Regions from separate parts of the Homo sapiens genome. Here all the other regions are linked to region 3. A link is a loop called in an ENCODE intact Hi-C map of the cell type or tissue named here. Cell type or tissue: dorsolateral prefrontal cortex. All regions are shown on one strand.

What was found. A loop is a pair of places that touch in the nucleus more often than their neighbours do. Peaks named below come from ENCODE experiments on the same cell type or tissue, not always from the same donor. Only the 100,000 strongest peaks of a DNase experiment are listed, where the experiment ranks them.
Region 1: it touches region 3 in a loop (9-fold over the local background); 74 of 110 quality-filtered maps call a loop at or near these places.
Region 2: a loop joins it to region 3, with 19 times the contacts of the local background. A loop is called at or near these places in 74 of 110 quality-filtered maps.

The regions. Positions count from the first base shown.
Region 1 is chr3:17,255,318-17,263,317 of GRCh38, forward strand. It overlaps TBC1D5 (TBC1 domain family member 5), which reads right to left. Exons shown (of 23, transcript NM_001349074.2): 16 at 3,189-3,274. Among named protein-coding and RNA genes, the nearest start is that of PLCL2-AS1, 200 kb to the left of the region's middle. In dorsolateral prefrontal cortex, CTCF peaks have their summits at 3,714 (motif pointing right) and 3,916; no DNase peak of the experiment used is centred here; H3K27ac peaks cover 657 bases.
Region 2 is chr3:17,641,408-17,649,407 of GRCh38, forward strand. All of the region lies in intron 1 of TBC1D5 (TBC1 domain family member 5), which reads right to left. Among named protein-coding and RNA genes, the nearest start is that of TBC1D5, 97 kb to the right of the region's middle. In dorsolateral prefrontal cortex, CTCF peaks have their summits at 3,858 (motif pointing right) and 4,060; no DNase peak of the experiment used is centred here; H3K27ac peaks cover 1,741 bases.
Region 3 is chr3:17,836,445-17,844,444 of GRCh38, forward strand. No RefSeq gene overlaps it. Among named protein-coding and RNA genes, the nearest start is that of TBC1D5, 98 kb to the left of the region's middle. In dorsolateral prefrontal cortex, CTCF peaks have their summits at 4,979 (motif pointing left) and 5,179; DNase peaks (open chromatin) are centred at 3,883 and 4,967; H3K27ac peaks cover 1,239 bases.

The sequences.
Region 1 (8,000 bases), 580 kb before region 3:
AGCCTCCCGAGTAGCTGGGACTACAGGCTAGTGCCACCACTCCCGTCTAATTTTTTGTATTTTTAATAGAGACAGGGTTTCACCACGTTGGCCAGGATGGTCTCGATCTCCTGACTTCGTGATCTGCCCTCCTGGGCCTCCCAAAGTGCTGGGATTACAGGTGTGAGCCACCGCACCCGGCCAGATCCTGTGTTTCTTACTGAACTGCCTAAATTCTTCATACATTAATGATATTATATTTTGCCAGTTACATCCACTACAAATATTTTCCTAATTTTTGGTTTGTCTTTTGATTCAGTTTATTTTTTACATATCTACTTTAAAATATGTGTTGTATAGTAAAATCCATTAGTTGTTCCTTTGTGATTTTCTCCATTAAAGGTTAAAACATCTTCACACTATTATTATTTGTCAATTAAAAATTTTAAAATAAGATTTAGGCCGGGCGCAGTGGCTCACGCCTGCAATCCCAGCACTTCGGGAGGCTGAGGTGGGCAGATCACGAGGTCAGGAGATTGAGACCATCTTGGCTAACACGGTGAAACCCCGTCTACTAAAAATACAAAAAATTAGCCAGGCGTGGCAGCGTGCGCCTGTAGTCCCAGCTACTTGGGAGGCTGAGGCAGGAGAATGGCGGGAACCCGGGAGGCGGAGCTTGCAGTAAGCCGAGATTGCGCCACTGCACTCCAGCCTGGGCGACAAAGCGAGACTCGGTCTCAAAAAATAAAAACAACAAAAAAAATTTGAAATAAGATTAAAAAGTCTTCAAGTAACTATTGGTCAGATTATTGGTCAGATAGGCACTTGCATTTTTATTTTTATGTTTGCTTGTTTCAGTGCACTTTGGAATTTACTTTTGTGTGTGGTTGATACTTTTTCAAAGATTTGCCAATTTTCCCAGCACCGTCTATTAACTATTTCCTTGCTTACTGAGTTGTGACGTCTTCTGCTTCAATTACTACATTTTATTTAGTTGAATTTCAATGTTAAGCTTTGCAATTGCAAAAGACGACAAAAAGTGTTCCTTCCAATCTTCAAGATACTTTGCACAAGAATCTCAATGTGTTTATATATATATAATATATATATAAACTCATTGTGTTATATATATAATATATATATAAACTCATTGTGTTATATATATATAAACTCAATGTGTTATATATATATAACAAAACCAACATTTTGTGGAAGAAAAATGCAGGGAGAGAAGGCTAAAGAGAAGAAAATCATGAAGGGGAGAAAATAATGGGTACAATACATTTCCTGTGGTGGAGAAAAAGGTGTTGAAAATATTTCAAAAAATTCATATAACAAATATGTGTTGAGTGCCTTCCCTATACCAGTCATCATTGTCCTAGGTGCCATGAAGTGGTGAATAAGACAAAAGCCTGCCCTCAGGGGCTTAGATTTTAGTGGAGACGTTGGGGAGACAGATTATAAATACACAAATGAATTATATAACTTCAGTTCATGATGATGGGATAGAGTGAATAGGGGAGGTGAAGACAGGCAGGAGGTTAAGAGTGGCCTCTCTGAGATGACATTTAGGCTGAGCTTTAAATCATGAAGAGGCATGGGAAGATGGGGGTGGCAGAAGTGCTCTAGCAGGAGGGAGGAGTTAGGTGCACAGGCCCTAAGCAAGGGCAAATAACAGAGAAGGCTGATGTGGCTGTAGCATGAGAATGAAGAGAAGGAGAGAGTGGAAGGAGATAAGGTCAAAGAGATAGGAAAGGGCTTCAGGAAGAAGACTGGATAGCCAGTGGCAATAGGAAGCCTTTGGAGATGTTTACATGGAGGTATGATATAACCTGTTATAAATTGACATTTAGTTGGCTGTTGTGTAAAAAATAATCTTGTGGGGGTTGGGAGGGAGGGGAAGACAAAGGATTCCAGCTAAAAAGGTCTTGTATAAAGAAAAAGACTAACATACTTTGTTCTTTTAAACATAACAAAACTAAATATCTGACATAATGGGAAGAAATATAAGTGACTAGGGTGTAAGACTACTGAAGGCAGGGATTTTGGTCTGGGTTTTTACTGGGCATCTCCTGTGTTTAAAATAATCAATCTGGCAGTCATTAAAACTCTGTTGAATGATCAAGTGACTATAGCAAATAAATTTTTATTTGTGTAACAAGACTCAGATGAAATGAACAAACAGAAAAGAGCTTCAGATAAGTCTCATGAGCTACAGAACTGGTCTCATAATTGCATGGTACATCAATATATGGAGCAAACAGATTTCAATCAGAGATGGGGAGTTTTATAACAACATTACACTAAGACAAGGTTCAAATTTCAAGTTTAAATTTAGCCATTTTGTTGTAAACTTCTTCTCATCCCTTAGACTATGAGTTCCTATGCAGCAGGAATTATAACTTATTTTTAACTCTCCAGTAACAGCAGAACACATTGTGTATATGTATTCCATAAATGTATATTTAGGCTCTTGGAATTCTACTGAAGAAAAGCTAACACATAGGCAAAATGCTTGAGGAAGAAAATTCGGACAACTTGGCAGCATTTATCATTACTAACATTTTAGTCTTCCAGAGTAAACTTTGAAATTACATTCTAATTTGAAATGATTCTGGTTTGACAAGTTAACTCTTGAGACATCTCAATATGATATTATGAAAGAACAAAACCATTCATCAACCCTTTCTGCCAATGTTAACTTCTTTAAAAAGTAGGATTTTAATGTTTTTTATTCCTACAGTGACCCTTAAAATTTCTATGTATGCAATCACAAATGTACACACAAGATGCATTTATAAGCTTATTGTGTAGTTCTAAAGACAGTTGGGAAACACATTTTTAATTTTGTTACTGAAATAATTTAAAAATATATTATAAAACTGTCTCTTTTCAATCAACAGCAAAAATCTAGAAAGAGATTATACAAGTAGGCACAATTTATGCAAGTTTATTCATGTTAGAAAAATGAAGTTGCCTAACTTCAAATTGTAACAAGTACTCTTATATTTATTTTTCGTCTTACCATTGACATCAATATATAGCATTTTTTATGCCTTTAAAATAACTTGGGTAATTTATTTAACAAAGATTCCTTATGTACATATGCTAAAATCTGGAAAATTGTTTTCAGCAATATGTAAAATTTCCTGATGATCTCTGAGACTACCTTTGTGATTTATAACTATCATCAGAAAAAGGGGACTTACCGGCTTTTATTCATGAGGTCTGCTCCTCGTGCTTTGTAATAATCTAAATTTGGATGGAATTGATAAGTCACTGGTCTTGGATTTCTCTAAAAAAAAATACATTTTTAAAAAGCTAGTTAAATGATTTAATCCATTAACATATAAGAGGACAGCAATGATCATTTTAATATCCCTTCAGAAAAGAATATGTATAATATAAAGTTTAATAATTAGTGTGATTGGGTTTTGCTTTTATTAAATTATTCCTTACTTCTGATTAAACACAAAAATTATTTATTTTTTCCTCTCTCATAGTTAATATTTATTCATCATTAGATTTCTGATGACTTCAAAATAAAATTTTCAAATATAACTTTCCTAAAATATGATGAATAAAATTATAATAACATCTAAAAACTATATGAGATGTAACACAACCACAAACTATGCCAAGGGATGGAGAGACATAAGGTGTCAAGGTAACTGCATTTCGGGGGAAGAGAAAGTCATTAGTTTTTTATGACCAGAATGCTAAATGTGTCCACTAGATGGCACACTGAGACTTTCTTGTTCCAAAATGAGTTATTTTCAGAATTCAGCAATTCTTTTAAAGTTAGCAATTTCTATGTCATCTATCCTTATTTATGAGTTTAATAAATGGTCAAAATATGCCAGGTAGTAGAAATATTACCAGGATAACCATTACTATACAAAAGCAAATTGACCAATGCACATTTTCACAAAAGTAGCAAAAACACTGCCCTTTCTAGAATGCAACATTATTTATAAACATTGCAGAAATGTCCTTGAATCATTAGGTCCACGGTGTCTGTTTATATGTGTTGCTATTATTTAAACATATCTATTATTTAAATGTTCAAATCCCTCACAGGCGAGTAAAAATTAAACAAATATACTTCTGCTTTACAAAAACCAATCATGTTTACAGCATAATTTAAATGAATACCATAATCTCTAAAATGTTAAATTACATATATTTACCATAAAAAGTTTTTAAAACCTTATAAATAAATGTGTTCTAATGTTTACCTGGGCAGATAATTCAAGTTAATAATTAGGTTTTTGAACCAAGGCATGCACTTCCTTTGAGATACATATCTGGACACGGAAAAGCTGCATATTATCTTAATAGAAAATTACCAATATGCGCAGAAATCAATCCTTGGAGACATAATTCCAAGGCACTGATACACTTGCATGCAGGCACGGGGGGGGTTGCGGGGGGATATAATTGCTAAGGTTAAACAGTTTGAAATTCATCAAGCGAACAAGCCGCATTTAATGGCCATGATGGACCTTTTCTTTTTCTGCTGAAAGGAGAATATTTATACAGCTCAACCCTTTCATATCTCTTCCAAGCCAGCCCTAATCATCTGACAAAAATGACAATCCCTTGATTTAGCTCCAGCTACTACTCCACTGGTTTGGTATTCAACACAGTTCTACAATAATCAAATCTGAATTGCCTTGATGAAGATAACTGATGCTTCCATGACGACCATACTATTAAGTCTAACAGTGCAACTTTTCTCTCTCTAGGAATTACATAGGTTTTCTCATGGTAGCTGATGACAACCTGGACCCAAGTATAATGGGAAAATAAAATAGAGGTTAAGGCCACTGGCAGATTGACAGTGCATTCATGATGTATTTTAAAAATTAACTTTCGCAGGACTATCGCTCATGACTAATTTTGCCCTTTATTCTCAGTACCTGGAAATACATTTTGTTTCTGCTAATAAAAAAAGACCCCTTTTCTCTGACTTCCAACAAACTACTAAAGGATTATGTTACTTTTTGCCATAAAATAATGAAAGAAGGGATCACATGGAGCAATTACTTGAAACATCTTTATAAAGAAATGACAAGCAATTCAAGACACAGAGTGCTGATCTATCTAAGCACTTAAAGCCATTATTAGGAATAATGATCTAACTTGAACATATAAATGAGGCTCAAGTATTGCTTTCACTGAGGCCTATTTAAATTCCTAAGAGACTTACTGGTATCAAAGGGAGAGGTAGTTTAAAGTACCACTGTACTGGAAACAAAAAAAAGAATCAAAAGATGATGTTGAAAAACAGCATTTGAAATGTGAAGAAAATAAAATCAGAGGTTATGGTTGAAAGTTATTCTTTTCTGTTGGGAAGACAGTGATGTTTCTAAAACATAAATATACAGACATATAGATGGATCTAGACCAGCACTGTCCAACAGTGGGTCACAAATATAAATTTCACCTATAATTTAAAATTTTCTAGTAGCCACATTTAAAAAAGAAAATAAAAAGGAAACAAGTGAAACTAAATGTGATATTTTATTTAATTCAGTATATCTAAAATATTATGATTTTAACATGTAATCAACATATACAGTTATTAATGAGATACTTCACATTGTTCCTTTTGTACAAAGTCTTTGAAATCCAGTGTGTATTTTATACTTATGGCACATCTCAATTTGGACTAGCCACACTTCAAGTGCTAAACAGCCACATGTGGCAAGTGGCTACTGTACTGGACAGCATAAAATGAAACATCTGAAACACCCGTACACCACTACATGGCTATAAAAATCAACATCTAGACATGAACAATAAAAAGGATACCAATATTTTTATACATTAAGATTCAGTAAGTACAGTTCTTCCAATTTACCTATAATTCTTCTCTTTCAATTAAGTTAATTTTATCTCTATTAAATAAGGTTTTAAAAAGTTAAGGAATTTTGGAATACCATCTCACACAAACAACAACCAAAACAAAACCAAATTGAAACTAGGTAACAGGTTCAAATCATTGTTAAAAATACATATATAAATGTACACATAAAGGTCAATGGATAGATAACTGGGACGTACCAAAATGATATCAATGGTTTTCCTAGGGGGACAAGATTAAATGAGCGGAATTCTCACTTTATGCAATCGAAATATTTTAGAAGAGATACTTGCTCCTTTTTTGGGGGGTGGGGTGGGGTGGGGGGGGAGACAGGGTCTCATTCTGTCGCCCAGGCTGGAGTGTAGTACTGCTATCTTGGCTCATTGAACCCTTGACATCCCAGGCTCAAGTGATCCTCCCACCTCTGCCTCATTGCAGCCTTGACATCCCAGGCTCAAGTGATCCTCCCACCTCAGCCTCCTGGTAGTTGGGACTACACGCATGCACCAACATGCCTAGATAATTCTTTTATTGTTTTGTACAGATGGGGTTTTGCCATGCTGCCCAGGCTGGTCTTGAACTCCTGGAATCAAGTGAACCACCCACCTCAGCCTTCCAAAGTGCTGTTATTACATGTGTGAGACACCACGCTTGGCTAATATTTGCTTTTCTTAAAGGAGTTTTTTTTTTTTTTTCAAATAAAACTTTATAAAAATATAATGATTTCTAACCTTTAAAGTTCTGGAATCTCCTCTAAAATATAAGAGCTACTAGAATTCTATATATGTAAAACTCTATATGTAAGAAAAATCAGACCCCATGAAAACTGTGATTTCTCATTGGGCAGAACATGTTATGTCAACACTTTAACATTATGTCTTCATCTGTATTGGAACAATTGGCAATTACAGTCATGTGTTGCTTAATGATGGGGATACGTCCTGAGAAATGTGTCATTAGGTGATTTCATCATTGTGTGAGCATCACAGAATATATTTTACAAAAATCTAGATGGTATAGCTTATTACACACCTAGGTTATATGATACAGCTCATTGACCCCAGGCTACAAACCTGTACAGCATGTTACTGTATTGAATACAGTAGACAGGTACAACACAGTGGTATTTGTGTACTTAAACATATTAAAACAGAAAAGGTACAGTAAAAACATGGTATTATAATCTTATGGGACCACTATCATATGTGTGGTCTGTTGTTGACCCAAATGTCATTATGCAGTACATGACTGTATTTTAAACTCATTTTGACACAGTCGGGACTTCAACTATCATGAGCATTTCCAAAACAATGTTTTTTTTTTTTTTTTTTTTTGAGACAGGGTCTTGCTCTGTCGCCCAGGTTGGAGTGCAGTGGCGCGATCTCGGCTCACTGCAAGCTCCACCTCCCAGGTTCACGCCACTCTCCTGCCTCAGCCTCCCGAGTAGCTGGGACTACAAGCGCCCGCCACTACGCCCAGCTAATTTTTTGTATTTTTAGTAGAGATGAGGTTTCACCATGATAGCCAGGATGGTCTCAATCTCCTGACCTCATGATCCACCCATCTCGGCCTCCCAAAGTGCTGGGATTACAGGCGTGAGCCACCACACCCGGCCGACAATGTATTTTTTTTTTAAATGCGTTTGTTTTGGTGAATTTTCCTTTCGAAGAAAGATAGCAAAATGGTAATCATATCTTAACTGATATTAGTCTGTGTGCAGAGGAATACCAATTATGTTCCATGTCCTGGGAAGTTTATATAACTATACATAAAGATGTAGGCTGGGTGCAGTGGTTCATGCCTGTAATCCCAGAACTTTGGGAGGCTGAGGTAGGAGGATCGCTTGAGGCCAGGAGTTTGAGACCAGACTGGGCAAAATAGCAAGACCACAGTCTCAACAAAAAATAAAAAAAATTAGCTGGGCATGGTGGTACATGCTGCTGAGGCAGGAGGATCACTTGAATGCAGTTTGAGGCTGCAGTGAACTATGATCATGCCACTGCATTCCAATCTCGGTGACTGCGAGATCCTATCTCTTAAAAGGTAAGACAGCCGAGTATGGTGGCACATGCCTGTAGTCCCAGCTACTTGGGAGGCTGAGGCTGAGGTAGAACAGCTTGAGTCTGGGAGGAGGAAGTTGCAGTGAGCTAAG
Region 2 (8,000 bases), 200 kb before region 3:
AAGATTTTGGGAAAAAAAATTACTTAACCTCTCTGAGCCTCAGCTATGTCATATATAAAGTGGGGACCTAACTCATAAGGTATTGGGAGGATTAAATAATATGATTAATATGATTTGCATAAAGTGCTTAGAAAAGTAACTAACACTTAGAGCTTATTCACTATCATTTGCTACGCACCTTCCTCCTCCTATTCCTCCTCCTACTACTACTGCTACTAATCTTCTACATTCTTTTCTTTCCAATGTAATAAGGCCACCTATGTAACATTTCTCGGCATTTGCTTCCCAGAGCATTTTTTTTCTTACACAGTTTGCTGGAATATTTTATTTGTGGCTGGTTCTAACTTTATGTTAATTGTGCTTTTTGTTTCCTGCAAAAATGCAGTGCCTTACTATTGCTGTATTTAGAATTGTAAATTTCAAATTCTATAAATAAAAAGTTAAATAATTTTACAGGAAGCTAGTCCTGATTATAAATGCAGACTAATGACTTTTTTCCCCTACACAAAAAAGAATAAAATGCAATGTTTTAAAATAGCCCCCAATCTGTTGCTTACAAACAGTATTAGATAGTATTGCTCTTTTATTGATTCAAAAACAGGTACTATTAATTATTGAGTAAGACCTAAATTGGTTAGTTTGTATAGGTTTTGGGTTTATGCTATGAAAATCCTATAAAACTACATCAATTTGGTTAATAATCTTATAACATTTAAAATTTTTTATACTTTTATTTTTCTAGTATTTCAACTCACAACATCCTTCCAAAGGTATTTTCTCATTTAATCAGAGTCAATTAACTGAGGGTGACCATTGTGTTCTGGGCACAGTACTTGGCACACCTCCAGGAGGCACCATTCACAGTGGACTGAAGTGGAAGCAATCTGCAGTTAGGCAACGTGCTCTCTATATATAACCATATATATTATCATGTTTAGTTGATGTGATCTTTACAAACCATATAAGGTAGAGTTATTCCTATCATCGATATTTTATAGATGAAAAAGGAGATTGAGAAAGACAAATTGATTTGCTCAAGATCCCAGAGTCAGTATCCGTCAGAACTAGAATCCAAATACCCCCGATACCTACTATTCACTCACTTTTGATTTGAAGGTCATCTACCATATTTCTAATCTTCAAATTCTTCCACATACTCGTCAACTAACTACAGTGGAGGCCAATTAACATCTCTTTAGAAATTACACAACTCAGGTATCTCTACAATTGTTATCAAAGGATGATTAGGAGAAATGAGACAACAAATTGTGGTCAGCAACAAGTGCTGAGTCTATCCTGGAACTCTGCCCAAGATAAAACCCAAGACATTTCATTACTAAAACTAAGACATTTCATTATAATAGAAGAGCACTTTCACAGTCTCACAGGGTAAGTAAGAACGTACTACATCAAATTTCCAAAAGGGACTTTTTAACTTTTTATTTTGAAATAATTTTATACTTATAGAAAGGTTGCCCAAATAGCACCGAATTCCCACATAACCTTCAATTAGGTTTTTCTAATGAAAACACCATACATAGCTATATTACAGTTATTAAAATCATAAAATTAACATTGGTTCAAACTATTAACTAAACTGTGGGTCTTACTCAAATTTCGTCAGTTACGCCACTAATGACTTTTTTTGATTCCAGAATCCTATCCAGGATTCCACATTACCTTTAGTTGTCATGTGTCCTTAGCCTCCCCCAATCTGTGGGAATTCCTTCTCTTTCATGACTGTAATATTTTTTAAGAGTGCTAGTCCGTTATTTTGTAGAATGTGTCTCAATTTTGAGTTTGTCTAACGTCTTCTCATGATGAAACTGAGCTTATATATTTTTGGCAAGAATATCATATAAGTGATGTGCCCTCTTTGGTGTATCGTATTATATCAGATGTTAATATATCTTATTACTGTTGATGCTAACCTTCATCACTTAGTGTCTATCAGCTGTCTCCTCCATAAAGTTACTATTTTTCTCTTTGTAATTATTAAACATCTCATGAATATACTTTTTAGACCTATACAAATATTCTATTTCTCCTTAAATGTTCACCCTTACTTTTGCTATCCATTAATGAGTCTTGCCTGCAACAATTATTACGGTGGTGTTTGCCTCATGGTGATTTTCTATTTTCCTCATTCTTTATACATTTATTAATTGTAATTTAAAAGAATGGTTTTTAAACTGTATCAAATGTCAAGGTCTCCAAAAAATTATCAAAAAGTTAAATGCAAAAAGCCAACAATAAATGTAGTGGACAACAGTATTTCATATTCAGTCATAATGACCTTAACTCCCTGAATCCGATGTCTAGCAGTTCCTTTTGGAAGGATCTGTGTTTGAGTAAGTCGCTAATGACATCTGTCAGCAGCTGTACTGTTTTGTTTTATATAATTGTAGCCTCATTTTTTATTGCAAGTAATGCATCACGATGCATATTTAAGGTTTTCCAAATAAAGAGTCTTGAGCAATCTATTTTAAAGTAGCTAATACCACAGCACATTTGAGGCTAAGGGGTAAGCATTCCTCAGGAACCAAAACAACGAGGATAGCAAATATTCTGCCCCTGCAAATCTGATCTCATTCCTCAACCTGAAACCTTGCCACATAAGCATAAAATTATACCAGTAAGGAGATATCTCTCAGAATGGTGAATTCCAGAGCTCCAATTTTCAAGACTATTATTCCTATGACAGGATGAGGACCTGCAAACATGAATTATAAGCTTAAATTATTCACTTACTCTTTCACAAAAGGAAAGCCCATCAATCTAATGCCAAAAGACTTCAAGTTTATTTCTAAAGGTTTAAAGAAAGTGGTTTATTTATCAAAACTTTATCCTCTGTGTTTGTTGATTAAATACTTCAGTCTTACACTGAGGTCAAAGAATGTCAACCAATTACTATGTAAGAGAAGTCCTACTTCATAGCACTTAACGTCACCCAGAATACACGGAATTATTTTAATAGGCAATCTTGATACACTATTTATTCCCAAGTATATTTCAACTATTATAAGTAAAACCTACTTAATCTAATATCATTCTTCAAACTAAAATCACAGTAAACTAGCAACTAGCACAGTGCCTGGCACATAACAAATATTAATGAGTAAGTACTGACAACAATCCATAATTTCTTCTAGACTACTTCCACTGCAGGCTACAAAAGTTGAAGTTTCCTTCTGCACATTCAAAAAACTACACATTTTAATTACTTCTTAAGAAAGATATTAAAATGACTCAGAATCTAATCTAAGTGATGTGGAAATATATTCCTAAACTTTATCATCCGAAAACTACAATATTTTTGTAAAGGACATCAAGTCATTTTTAAAAGTGATTTATTTTCATAATGGATATTTGGGAGACAAAAATACACGAGAAAACAGGAAATCCCACTCATAATTCTGATCTTACAAATTACTGTCATGATTAGTCCTGGAAACTAGTGCAAGATTATGGTTGCAGGATTTATGATGACTTCATTTTTGGGTGAAAATTTTAATTTATTCAAAACAAAACAAAACAAAACAAAACACTCTTGGTCTAAAGCATGGCCATGAGCAAGATTTTATTTAAGAGTCTTAACTATTAAACGGGGTCACTGGGGAAGTTGTGGTAGTCATTTTCTGACAGTTGCTTAGAAAGCTTACAAGGTACCTAATTTGTATCTGCATATTCTCTGAAGATAAATATAAATATAATATAGAATACTGCTAGCCTATGCTTTAAAACATTGCTTATTACTGAAATGTCTATTGGAGTAGAGTGAGAAGAAAGAAATTGGTTATGCAATGCTTAGGAAAAACAGCTTCCTATTTTCTCAGATCCCAAATGACCAGAGGAAAAGTCTAACCAGCAGGGGGAGATACAGAGGAGAGTAGTAAGACAAAGAACAGGCTATAGGCAAGAAAAGCAGTTATAATTATAGCTGGGAACACGGAATTTGTTAAAGGAAGTCTACTGTATAATTATACTTGAAAATTTAGCAAGATGCCCAGAGGCTGACTCGCAGCTGTCAGGAACTGGTAACTCTACTTCTGTTCATGCAGCGACCACTTCGGCAACTAAATCCACTATCCAGACATTACTAGAATTGACATTTAGAGTAAAGGAATAGATGGGTGCATGAAACTGTTTTTCTACAATGGATGAAAGCATCCATTTCAACAAAGTAACACTCTCTCTTTAGTTTCCTTTCTAGGCTTAGGTTTCCTCTTTGTATCCTCTCCCTCACAGAACCTAAACATTCTCATAAAAGCTATAATCTAGGTACAAATCTCTTTCTTGAATTCTGACTAGACCATGAACCAATTCTACTACCAACTACAACTCCAAATTCAGCATGCTTACAATGAAACTTATTTCCCACCACCCTCACCTTGTCACAAAGCTCTTTCCCCTTCCCCCCTACTTTTCTATTTCTCTAGTAGCACCAGCATTCTCTCAGGAAAACATGACAACTCATGTCTCTCTTTCCCCTTCCCGATCTCCTACTCTATACTGATTCAAAGCATCAAATCCTATTCGTTTCTCCTTAAAATTCTGTCATCTATCAATGAAAGATGTATCAATGTTCTAATCCCTAGTGTCACACAGAGAATGGGACCTTATTCAGAAATAGGGTCTTTACAGAGGTAATCAAATTAAACTGAAGTGATGAGGATGGGCCCAAACCCAATATGACTGATGTCTTTATAAGAAGGGTAAATTTGGATGCAGACAGACACTCAGAGGGAAGATTAGGTGGAGACACACAGAAAGAAGATGGCCATGTGACTGAAGTAATATAATACATCCACAAGCCAAGGACTGCCAGCAAACAACAGTAGCTGGAAAAATCAGAAAGGATTCTCCCCTAGAACCTTTAGCCTACACTTTGATTTCTGGACTTCTAGTCTCTAGAACTGAAACAATAAATTTCTTTTGTTTTTAGCCACTCAGTTTTTGGTTCTTTGTTATGGCATCCCTAAAAAACTAAACAGCACCATAAACTGAATTTGGACTCAATTTTCTACCATCATCAAGCCCGCTACTTATCTCTGAATAGCATCCCATCCACCGATTTTGTCATGGCAGATTCCTATGCATCATTCTTGCTCCTCTTTCAATTACTGAGGCCTGCTCCCTAAATACTATATATCTCTTTAATCTGTCGATCTTTCCATTTTTACATCAATAATCTGGTTCAGGCAATCACCATCATGCCCCTGGACTAATGTTCACGAAATAATCCCCATGTCCTTGCTTCTCTCTTGTTCATTCACCCTTAGCAAGCGGACTGTTTCTAAAATGCTAATCTGACCACACTTTCAGTGGATTACAGTTGGTAGTATCCATGGTCTCTCAGGATAAAGTCTGATTTTTTTTTAAATTTTAGATTCATGGGTAAATGTGCAGGTTTGGGCTTCTAGTGCACCCATCACCCAAATAGTGAACACTGTATCCAACAGGTAATTTCTCAACCCTCCCCTGTTCCAACCCCTCCCACTTTTTGAGTCCCCAGTGTCCCTTATTTCCATCTTTATGTCCATGCATACATACCCACTGCTTAGCTCCCAATTTTAAGTAGAACATGCAGTATTTTGTCCAAATTGTTTATAATGGGTGAAAAAACTTTACATGTTCTGGACTCCAAAACTAAAGAGAAAAAAAGAGACCATCACTCACTGCTCCCACGTCAAATAAACAGGCAAATATTTTCAGGTTCTGAAACACACCAATGCTTTTCACATCTGCTTGTAACTCTCTTCCCCTTATTTAATCATTCATTCATTTAACACATAAACACAGTGAGTATCCATCATGTGCCAAGTATAGTTCCAGAAGCTAGATAAACCACAGAAAACAAAGCAAAGTTCCTACCCTCATGAAGCTTACAAGCTTACATTCTAAAGACAGTGGTTAAACAGCTGATAAACAAACAAAAATAAATATACACAAACTCAGAAATTATTAAGTGCTTCAGAGAAAAGTAAAGCAAGCTACAGGGAATAAGGGAAGTTGGCGTAGGGAAAGGAGCAAGGTTATGATTTTATATAAGGTGCTCAGAGAACACCTCCCTGACAAGGTGACACTTAAGAAAAGACTTAAAGATAGTGGGGGAAAAATTTCTGTGGATAACTGAGGGAAGGGTTTTCCAGACAAAGGGAAGAGCAAGTGCAAAGACCCTGATGTGGAGCAGACTTGCAGTACTGAAAGACTGTCACTGAGCCACTGTGACTGCAGTAGGGGGAAGGAGCAGAATTAGTGCAGATGAGGTTTTAGGGGAGTCGAATGATATACTGTCTTAAGCCCATCGTAAACTTTTAAAAAATAATGAGCAAAATAAGGACAACAGTTGAACTTCTTAGTAGCCTGATCTGATAATCATTACAAAAGAATGACTTTGATCCTAGGTAAAGAACAAATCTGTGGAGTAAGGAAGCTAGTCCAAAGGGAGATAGCTAAGAGGATTCTGCAAAGTCCAGGTGACAATGGTGTCTTGAAATGGAGTAGAATATACAGATTCAATGCTATTTCTATCACACTACCAACAACATTCTTCACAGAAATAGAAGAAAATATTTTAAAATTCGTATGAAACTAAAAAAGACACCGAATAGCCAAGGCAATCCTAGGCAAAAAGAACAATGCTGGAAGCATCTCATTACCCAACATCAAACTATACAAGGCAACAGTAACCAAAACAGCATGGTACGGGTACAAAAACAGGCACGCAGACCAATGGAACAGAATAGAGAGCCAAGAAATAGGGCCGCACATCTATGACCATCTGATCTTCAAAACAGCAGATAAAAACAAGCAATGGGTAAAAGACTCTCTATTCAATAAATGGTGCTGGGATGACTAGCCATATATAGATGATTGAAACTGGACCCCTTCCTTACTCCATACACAAAAATCAACTCAAGGTGGATTAAAGACTTAAAATGTAAAACCCCAAACTATAAAAATCTTAAAAGACAACCTAGGCAGTACCATTCAGGACATAGGCACAGGCAAAGATTTCATGACAAAGACACCAAAAGCAACTGTAACAAAAGCAAAAATTGACAAGTGGGATCTTATTAAACTTAAAAGCTTCTGCACAGCAAAAGAAACTATTAACAGAGTAAATAGACAACGTACAGAATGGAAGAAAATTTTTGCAAACTATGCATCTGACAAAGGTCTACCATCCAGCATCTATAAGGAACTTAAACAAATTTACAAGAGAGAAACAAACAACACCACTGAAAAGTCGCCAAAAAACACAAACAGACACTTCTCAAAAGAAGACATACATGCGGCCAACAAGCGTATGAAAAAAGCTCAGTATCACTGATCATTAGAGAAATGCAGATCAAAACCACAATGAGACACCACCTCACACCAGTCAAATGGCTAGTATTAGAAAGTCGAAACATAACAAATGCTGGCAAGTTTCCAGAGAAAATGGAACACTTATACACTGTTGGTGGGAATGTACATTAGTTCAACCATCATGGAAAGCAATATCGTGATTCCTCACAGAGGCAAAAGCAGAACTACCATTCAATCCAGCAATCCCATTACTGGGTATATACCCAGAGGAATATAAATCATTCTACCACAAAGACACAGACACATGAATGTTCACTGCAGCACTATTCACAATAGGAAACACATGGAATCAACCTAAATGCCCATCAGTGACAGATTGGATAAAGAAAATATGGTACATATACACAATGGAATACTATGCAGCCATAAAAAAAGAATGAGATCATGTCTTTTGTGGGAACATGGATGGAGGTGGAGGCTATTATCCTTAGCAAATTAACGCACAACAGAAAACCAAATACCCCATGTTCTTATAAGTGGGGCTAAATGATAACTTATGAACACAAAGAAGGAAATAACACACACTGGCGTCTACTTGAGGGTGGAGGCTGAGATGAGGGAGACGAGCAGAAAAGGTAATTATTGGGTACTGGGCTTAATACCTGGGTGATGAAAAAATATGTACA
Region 3 (8,000 bases):
TCAATAATAATTGTACACAAGAGCCACATTTGGAGATTTTTAAAGTTTTTGCCACTTTTTGATTAGGATATGTTCAAATAAAACCCCCCAAACTGTTCTTTGTCATCAGCATTCTCCGAGATTCTACTGTTGTAATAATAATTCATTCTACTATACAACTATTTAGCAGTAAGATTATTAATCCCCGGGTACTTTTAAAAATGAGACCACATGTGATTATTTTATTCCTTGTTTTATGCTTAGCAGTCCTTCTTGTCTTCTTTTAGTAGAAGAGGCTCTCTTAACACTCTGAAAGAGAAAAATAAAACATTACCCAACTTAATTTGTTTATTAAGCTTTTTTAGCCTGAAAGGGAAATAGTCCAAATTTCAAAACAGGTTTGGAGAATGCGATACGTGCATTATCGAGAAGCATTCTCCGCCACAGATTTCTCCCCTCAAAAATGTTTTTTTCATACAGAGAATGGACCCTTGTTTCTTAGGTTAATTGCTGGAATATGATGAGGTTTGGTTGCATTTTTAGTAATTTCCGGATTCTATTCCAGGACATTTGGGATAGAGCCCAAGAGCTTAGCATGTTTTCCTTTTTTCATGGTAAAATTGTGCAAATATGCATTAGAGTGTGAAAACAAACAGTCTAATACATTTTTGCAAAGCTCTTTATGTTTACTGTTTATTGCAGATACCAGATCGTAATTAAAATGCGCTAACAAAAGCCAAGATACAAAGAACAAAGATATAACGAAACTTCATCTTTATAAAATATTTGTGATTAATCCTGGGGGATGTATGGCCTCACAACATTGCAGTGGAATTTTAAAAGCTTCTTCAGCCATGCCAGGAAGGCGATAAAATTCAGTACCGTCAGGTGGTTGGAGAAAGACGAACCATGCCGTGGTTGTTTTGGGGTGCTATCTGCTTCTTAGAGAGGTTCTAATAATTCTTTAAGATCTTGAGGTTTTTTTCACTCTACATTTGAAATGAATAACAATCAGCTTCCAAGGAAAAGTAAACAAAAAAAGAGACATTAAAAGCATATTGTTTGGGAGAGATGAATTTAGATCTGTGTTTTTCAGTTGACATTTTCTATATGAGTGTGGGAGAAATTGCTTTTTGTTATTTGCATGTTTAGCAGAACTAAAAAGGTAGATGAGAATATGAAGGGCAGTGTCAATTAATGGAAAAGATAAGGAATTTGGAGTCACATCAACTTAAATTTGAGCCGCAGCTCAGCCACTTTCTATCTTTTGGATGTTAGGAGGTTAGTGATTTAACTTTTTTCTTGGAGTCCCAGTTTTTTCATCTCTAACATGGGCATAATAATAGCGATCTTACAGACTTGTCGTGAGCATTAACCAAGATAAGCTAGGTAACACACCTGTGAGAGGCAAATACTTTTATCTCTTCAAAAGGAGGTGCATACCACAGCATGTGGGTAAAGAGGGCTGAAGGATAAAAAGAGGAGAGTCCAGTGGATGAGGAACCTGAAACATCACTTTAACCCTATTCAATTTTGTTTGCATTTTAAAATTTTCTCTTGAGCGCTTTCTCCTTTCTATTTAATTATTATAGAAGGGCAGATTTCAGGGGAAGTGTATTTTGTATTTTTAAAGATTGAAAAAACTTGTGGAAATCCTTTATCTATTTATTGCAGTGCTCCTCAAAGTGTGGTCTCTGGACTGACAGCATCAGCATCATTGGGTAGCCTGTTAGAAATAAAAATTATTGGGCTTCACCCCTCGCAGCTACTGAGTCTGGTGGTGGGGTCCCATAATGTGAGCTTTAATAATCTCTGTAGGTGATTGTGATGCACATTAAATTTTGAGAACCATTAATGTGTTGAGGTTTGGGTTTTTTTTTTTTTTTTTTGGTCTTCTTTTCTCTGTAACAGCAACCTTAATAATACACACAGCCCAACACCTACAGCTGTCTTCCTTGCACATACTAAAGAGATCTTGGAGATAGTATATCACAGTGTTTAAGGACACAGTAGGTAGATCAAACTATTTTGACTTATATCCCAGTTTATTACTTACTATCTCTGTCTGTGTCTTGGGCAAAATTTGTAAACTCTCTGTGCCTCAGTTTCCTCTACTGTAGAATGGGGATAATAATAATATCATACCTCACAGGATTTTTGTGATAATGTAATACACTTGAGACAGTGCAAGACAAATAGAAAGCATTAGAGAAATATTAGTTATGATGTTATTAACCAGTCTAAGAAATGTCAAATCTCAAATTATGGTATCTTTTTTCTTTCAATTGTTCTTCATTTTTTCAACAAAGATTCGTCATCAGCTACCTACAAGCCAGGCATTGTGAAACGTAGTGGAGATATGACAGAGAGTGGAGAATGAGGAGAAAGATCCAATCTTTTTTTTTTTGAGACAGGGTCTCACTCTGTTGCCCAGGCTGGAGTGAAGTGGCATGATCGTGGCTCACTGCAGCCCTGACTTCTGGGGCTCAGGTGAAGATCTGCTCTTTGCCTGTATGATGCTTAGAGGGGGAGAAAGACATAAAACAAATTTTCAAGTAATTAATTAGCCACAATTGTGATGAGCGTCAGAGGGTCAGTGAAATTTCCCCCAGAAAATCTGAAGCTGAGCCCTGAAGGATGGGTGAGGGTTGCCAAACAAGAAGGTGAGGGCAAACGTTATAGGAGAGAGAAGAGCATGTGTAAATACCCTGATGGCTGAGGGCTTGGTGCTTTGAAGGTGCTGAAAGAAGACCAGTGTGGGTGAGGGGGCAAGACAAGACTGAACTTTATCCCAGGGGTATTGGACAGCCACTGAGGGGTTTAAGCAAGAATGGGAAGTGAGTTGTTTTTTAAGGAAAGATTCCTCTAGCATAAGGAGGGAGGAATGGATTGGAGGGTGCCAGAGATGCTGCAAGGAGGCCGGTGGTTGTAGCCGCAGTCTGGGAGAGATGGAATGGTGGCTTGGGTTATGGTATGGGAAGACATGGAGAGAGGCTGGTGAAACTAAAGTATTGGGACTTGGTGAGATATGGGGCAGGAGACAGAGGGAAGTGTCAAGGATGTATCCTCTGAGGCAATTTGCTTCAATAAAGAGCAACTAGAAGCAGCAGTTTTGGGGGAAGATCTTAAGTTCAGTGGAGTATGAGGGACCTGTGGGATGTCAAAGAAAATACATAGATTGGGCGGTTGGTCATGTAAACATGGACAGCAGAGAGCAAGAGACAGACCTCTCCAATAAAGGGATTGCTTGGTAAGCGTATAGTAACTGAACTGAAGGAAATGGATACAGTTATCCAGGCTGACTTTAGACAAGAAGGTCTAGGATTGAGCCCCACAAACCACCAGCATTTATAAGTCCTAGGAGGACCAGGCCTTAAAGGAAGAATGGCCAGATGGACGAGGCTGGGATGTCACAGAAGGTAAGGAAAGAGGGAGCGTCCAGATGTAGGAGGGGGTCAACTACGTCAAACAGAATGGGAACTGAAAGGTGTCTATTTGACTTGGCTATAGAAGGGTGTTTGTTGACCCTTGTGAGAATAGTTTTTGAGGAAAAGTGGCTTGTGGAGAGAGTAGGAAATAAGAAAATGGAAATCATGAGGTTAAACATATTTGGCTGTGCAGTAGCAAAGTAGAAAAAAGAGGATAGTTACAGGGTGACATAGGGCCTAAGGGGGGTGGTTATTTATAGAAGAGAGAGTTGCACATGTTTTAAAAATGATGGAGAAAATCAGGGAAGAGAAAGAAGTAGAAGCTACCGTGAAGAGGGTGTGTTGATGGTGGGAGTTTTTGAGGAAGCAGGAGGAGGAAACCATAGCAGAGCTGGAGGGTTTGGCTTCAGACAGCCATAGAAAGTACAGGCAGCTCCTCTATTGTAACAGGAGGTCAGGGGGATGGGGTGGGTGCAGATGCTGGTGGGTTTGTAGGTTTGGTGCGGGAAGTTGAGAGGTTTCTGTCTGGTGGCTTCTATTTTCTCTGTGAAGGAGTAGGCAAGGCCATCTGTTGAGTGTGATAGAGTAGGCGTGAAGGTTAGAGATTTGAGGAAAATGAAGATGGTTTGAAATAGTCTTTGAGAGCGGAAGAGGGAGGCAAGCAGAGAAATGTAACATGGTTATTGTGCACAGTCAAGAATCCAGATGAGCCTAGCGACTGAATTTCCAAAGGTATAGATGTGTGTCAGCCCCTGCTCCCCAGGCTGATACTAGCTGGGACACAGACACACAAGGGTCATTTACAACACAGTGTGAGGTGAGAGGTACAGGGCATGATGAGAGTTCAGAGGAGGGAGGCTTCTTACTTGGGACCTAAAGATAAGTAATCATTGGCCAGATGAAGAGATGGAGGAAGAGTGTATCAGCAGAGAGAGCACATGTGAATAGGCCGAGAGGCGCAGGGAAACACAACTCCCTTGCGGGGCTGAAGGAAGTTCACAGGTGGAGCAGAGGGTGTGAGGGAGTGGGGGATGCCCGTGGGAGTGAGTGCCTAGAAGAGAAGCTGGAGAGGACGAGAGTGGGCAGCTTAAATATGACCTAAGCTAGTGGATTGCCAGGTGTGGTTTCTGGACCAGTGGGAACTGGCAGCATCACCAACACCCAGGAATGTCAGAAGTGCAAAGTCTCAGGACCACCCAAGACCTAATCTATCAGAAACTCCGGGAGTGAGCCCAATGAGCTGTGTTTTACCAAGCCCTCCAAGTAATGCTGATGCGCATCAAAGCTTGAAAAAGTGTTTCAAGCAATGGGGAGCCATTGATTAGCCTTTTTAGCAGGGGAATGACATATCGGGGAGCAGGTTTATAAAAGTTTCTGACCACGGTGTGGAAAATGGTAGGTTCTGTTTGTGGATTCCAGACAGACAGCTCAGCAGGGCTAATCCCTCAGCTGTGTTACTGACGCTGGAGCTGGGTCTTTCTGTCAATGTCTCCAAGTTGACCAGAAACACTCGCCCCCTAGGAAGCTGCCTGATGCGCACCTCTCCAACAGCTCTCTGCTGCCCCCGTCTGTCCACAGACCGCACTCACGGTTCCCCAGCCCACGCTTCCCAGTCCTTGATTGGTGCAGTTTCAGCATTATCCTGACTTTGGACCCTCAGCTTTGTCAGAGAGGTGGGCTTGGCTACTGTCAATATATACATGAGTTAGACACTATCATTGGACATTCTTTTAATGGATGTTCTAGAAAGCCCAAGAAGAGCACCAATTAAGCAGTTACCTTGAGATGGCTTTGAGGCAAGCTTTGCAAATTTTGAGATGAAGCTGTTCCTTATATTCTCTTGCATTTCCAGAAAACATGTTTTTTTTTTTTTTTTTTTGATATAGAATACTGAAATTTCTCCTGAAAATCTCTTTCAGGGTCTGAAGGCAACCTGTAAGAAAAAAGGAATCTATTTGAAGGCTTTTTCTTCAAGATAATGAAGAATGTGACATTAGAACACCTGGTATGGAATGATTCCATCAAATCCTACCACCCATACCTCCCTTTACAATTAAATTTTCTTGGTGGTTTGGCTAATCTGCACTTCATTTCATTTGGAGATGTATAGAAGGATGATTTTCCTACCAGCACAGATTGGATTGGCATAGCTGCTAAAAGATCATAGAATCATTTTAGGGAGAGTGACATAGGCTGCCTTACATCCAATGATAACAATTCAAAGTAGTATAATGTCTCCTAAACATGAGCAAGGCCATATCTCCCAGGTTGAATGCCCCAAAGATGGGGTTGCATCGGATTTGGAATCATCCAGGGCGGAGTTGTAATCTGGTTGTGTGACTTTTGGCAAATTACTTAACCTCCCTGGGCCTTCATCTTCTCTTTTGTAAAATGTGTTGTTGTGATGATTAGATAGAATAACATAATCTAAGGTACTTAGGAGATCAGTAATTATTAATTTTTGTTGTCTGTTAGTATGTGATCGAAACTTCAGCCTTTGAATATTTCTCTAATTACTTACCAATTCAATTTATCAAAAATATTCCCCCTTTTCTTGAGCTCTTATTTCATTCTTATATGACTCCTTGTGTAGTGTATATATATCACAGAGAATATGTAGGCCATCAGCAACTTTACCATGTGCCACAACTGTACACCCACACACATACCTGTATTCATGGCCATTCTTACATCTTTCTCTTGTGTCTCAGAGAAGCATGGTGGGATTAGAATCTCCCCTACCCCTCCCTATTTTTAAACTTCAAAAGGAGCTCTCTTTCCACTACATTCTACATTAAGCTAAGAAATAGTGTCTGAGAAGCCTAAGAATTCCATGCTTATAATGTACATTGTAGTACTTTCATTGCGCTAATAATGATGAGTCACTGAAGACAGGATAATAAGAAATGGAACCCTGGAAAGGTTAGTAGGACAGCTCTAGAATATACAATGACTATGGTCAAGATTTATGGTAGATTCTACTCTCCCCAAACTAGACATCTCAGTGTGGACCTTCACTCTAAACTTGCTTTATTCCTTCTCTCAATATGCATATATTGATGACATTATTTTTAAAATTAGTACTGCAAACTATGATGTGAGATGATATATGATAGTTTATGGTAAGTGTCATATCAGAGATTTGAGGAGTAGGGGGGTGGTTAAAGAATCAGTAGGGGCCGGGCACGGTGGCTCATGCCTGTAATCCTAGCACTTTGGGAGGCTGAGATGGGTGGCTCATGTGAGGTCAGGAGTTCAAGACCAGCCTGGCCAACATGGTGAAATCACGTCTCTGCTAAAAAAAAAAAAAAAGACAAAAATTAGCAGGGCATGGTGGCAGGCACCAGTAGTCCCAGCTACTCCGGAGGCTGAGGCAGGAGATTTGCTTGAACCCGGGAGGCAGAGGTTGCAGTGAGCTGAGATCGAGCCACTGCACTCCAGCCTGGGTCATAGAGCAAGACTCCGTCTCAAAAAAAAAAAAAAAAAAAAAAAAAGGATCAGTAGGAGGAAGAGGACATTTGGGCCCAGAGTAATCAAACAAAGCTATCAGCTATACCCAGGACCGCTATACCCAGGACACTGAATCATAAATTTTAGGAAGGAGACAGGACTTGTTAGGTCATAACAACTGGGGAGAATTCTGATAGGTGGAGTGACAGGGGAGAATATTCCAGGTAGAAACATCGTGAGCAAAGCCATGGAAAGGTGCATCAACTAGCTATGACTGAGGGACAGTGGGTATACCTGTTTGGCTGGAGGGGAGTGGTAAGATAAGTACTGTAGCAAAAGTACATTGAGTTTGATATGGTTTGGATGTTTTCCCCTCCAAATCTTATGTTGAAATGTGATTCCCAGTGTTGGAGGTGGGGTCTGGTGGGAGATGATAGGATCATAGGAGCAGATCCCTCATGAATGGTTAAGCACCATTCCCTTGGTGATAAATGAGTTTTTGGTCAGTTAGTTCATGTGAGATCTGGTTGTTTAAGAATCTGGGACTGCTCCCTTCTCTCTCTCTTGCTCTTGCTCTTGTCATGTGATGTACCTGCTCCCTCTTTGCCTTCTGCCATGAGTGGAAGCTTCTTGAGGTCCTCACCAGAAGCAGATGTTGGTGTCATGCTTGCATAGCCTGCAGAATCATGAACCAATTCTATTATTTCTTTTCTTTATAAATTACCCAGTCTTTAGGTTTTTCTTTTTCTTTCTTTCTTTCTTTTTTTTTTTTTTTTTGAGATGGATCCTTGCTCTGTTGCCCAGGCTGGAGTGCAGCAGCGCAATCTCAGCTCACTGCAAGCTCCGCCTCCCAAGTTCACGCCATTCTGCTGCCTCAGCCTCCAAAGTAGATGGAATTACAGACATGCGCCACCACGCCCAGCTACTTTTGTATTTGTAGCAGAGATAGGGTTTCACCACATTGGCCAGGCTGGTCTTGAACTCCCAACCTCAGGTGATCTGCCCGCCTCGGCCTCCCAAAATGCTGGGATTACAGGTGTGAGCCACCATGCCCGGCCTTTAGGTATTTCTTAATAGCAATGCAAAAATGACCTAACACCATTAGATTGAGAAATAGAAGAGGAACTTGGGAGCCAGTGGGCA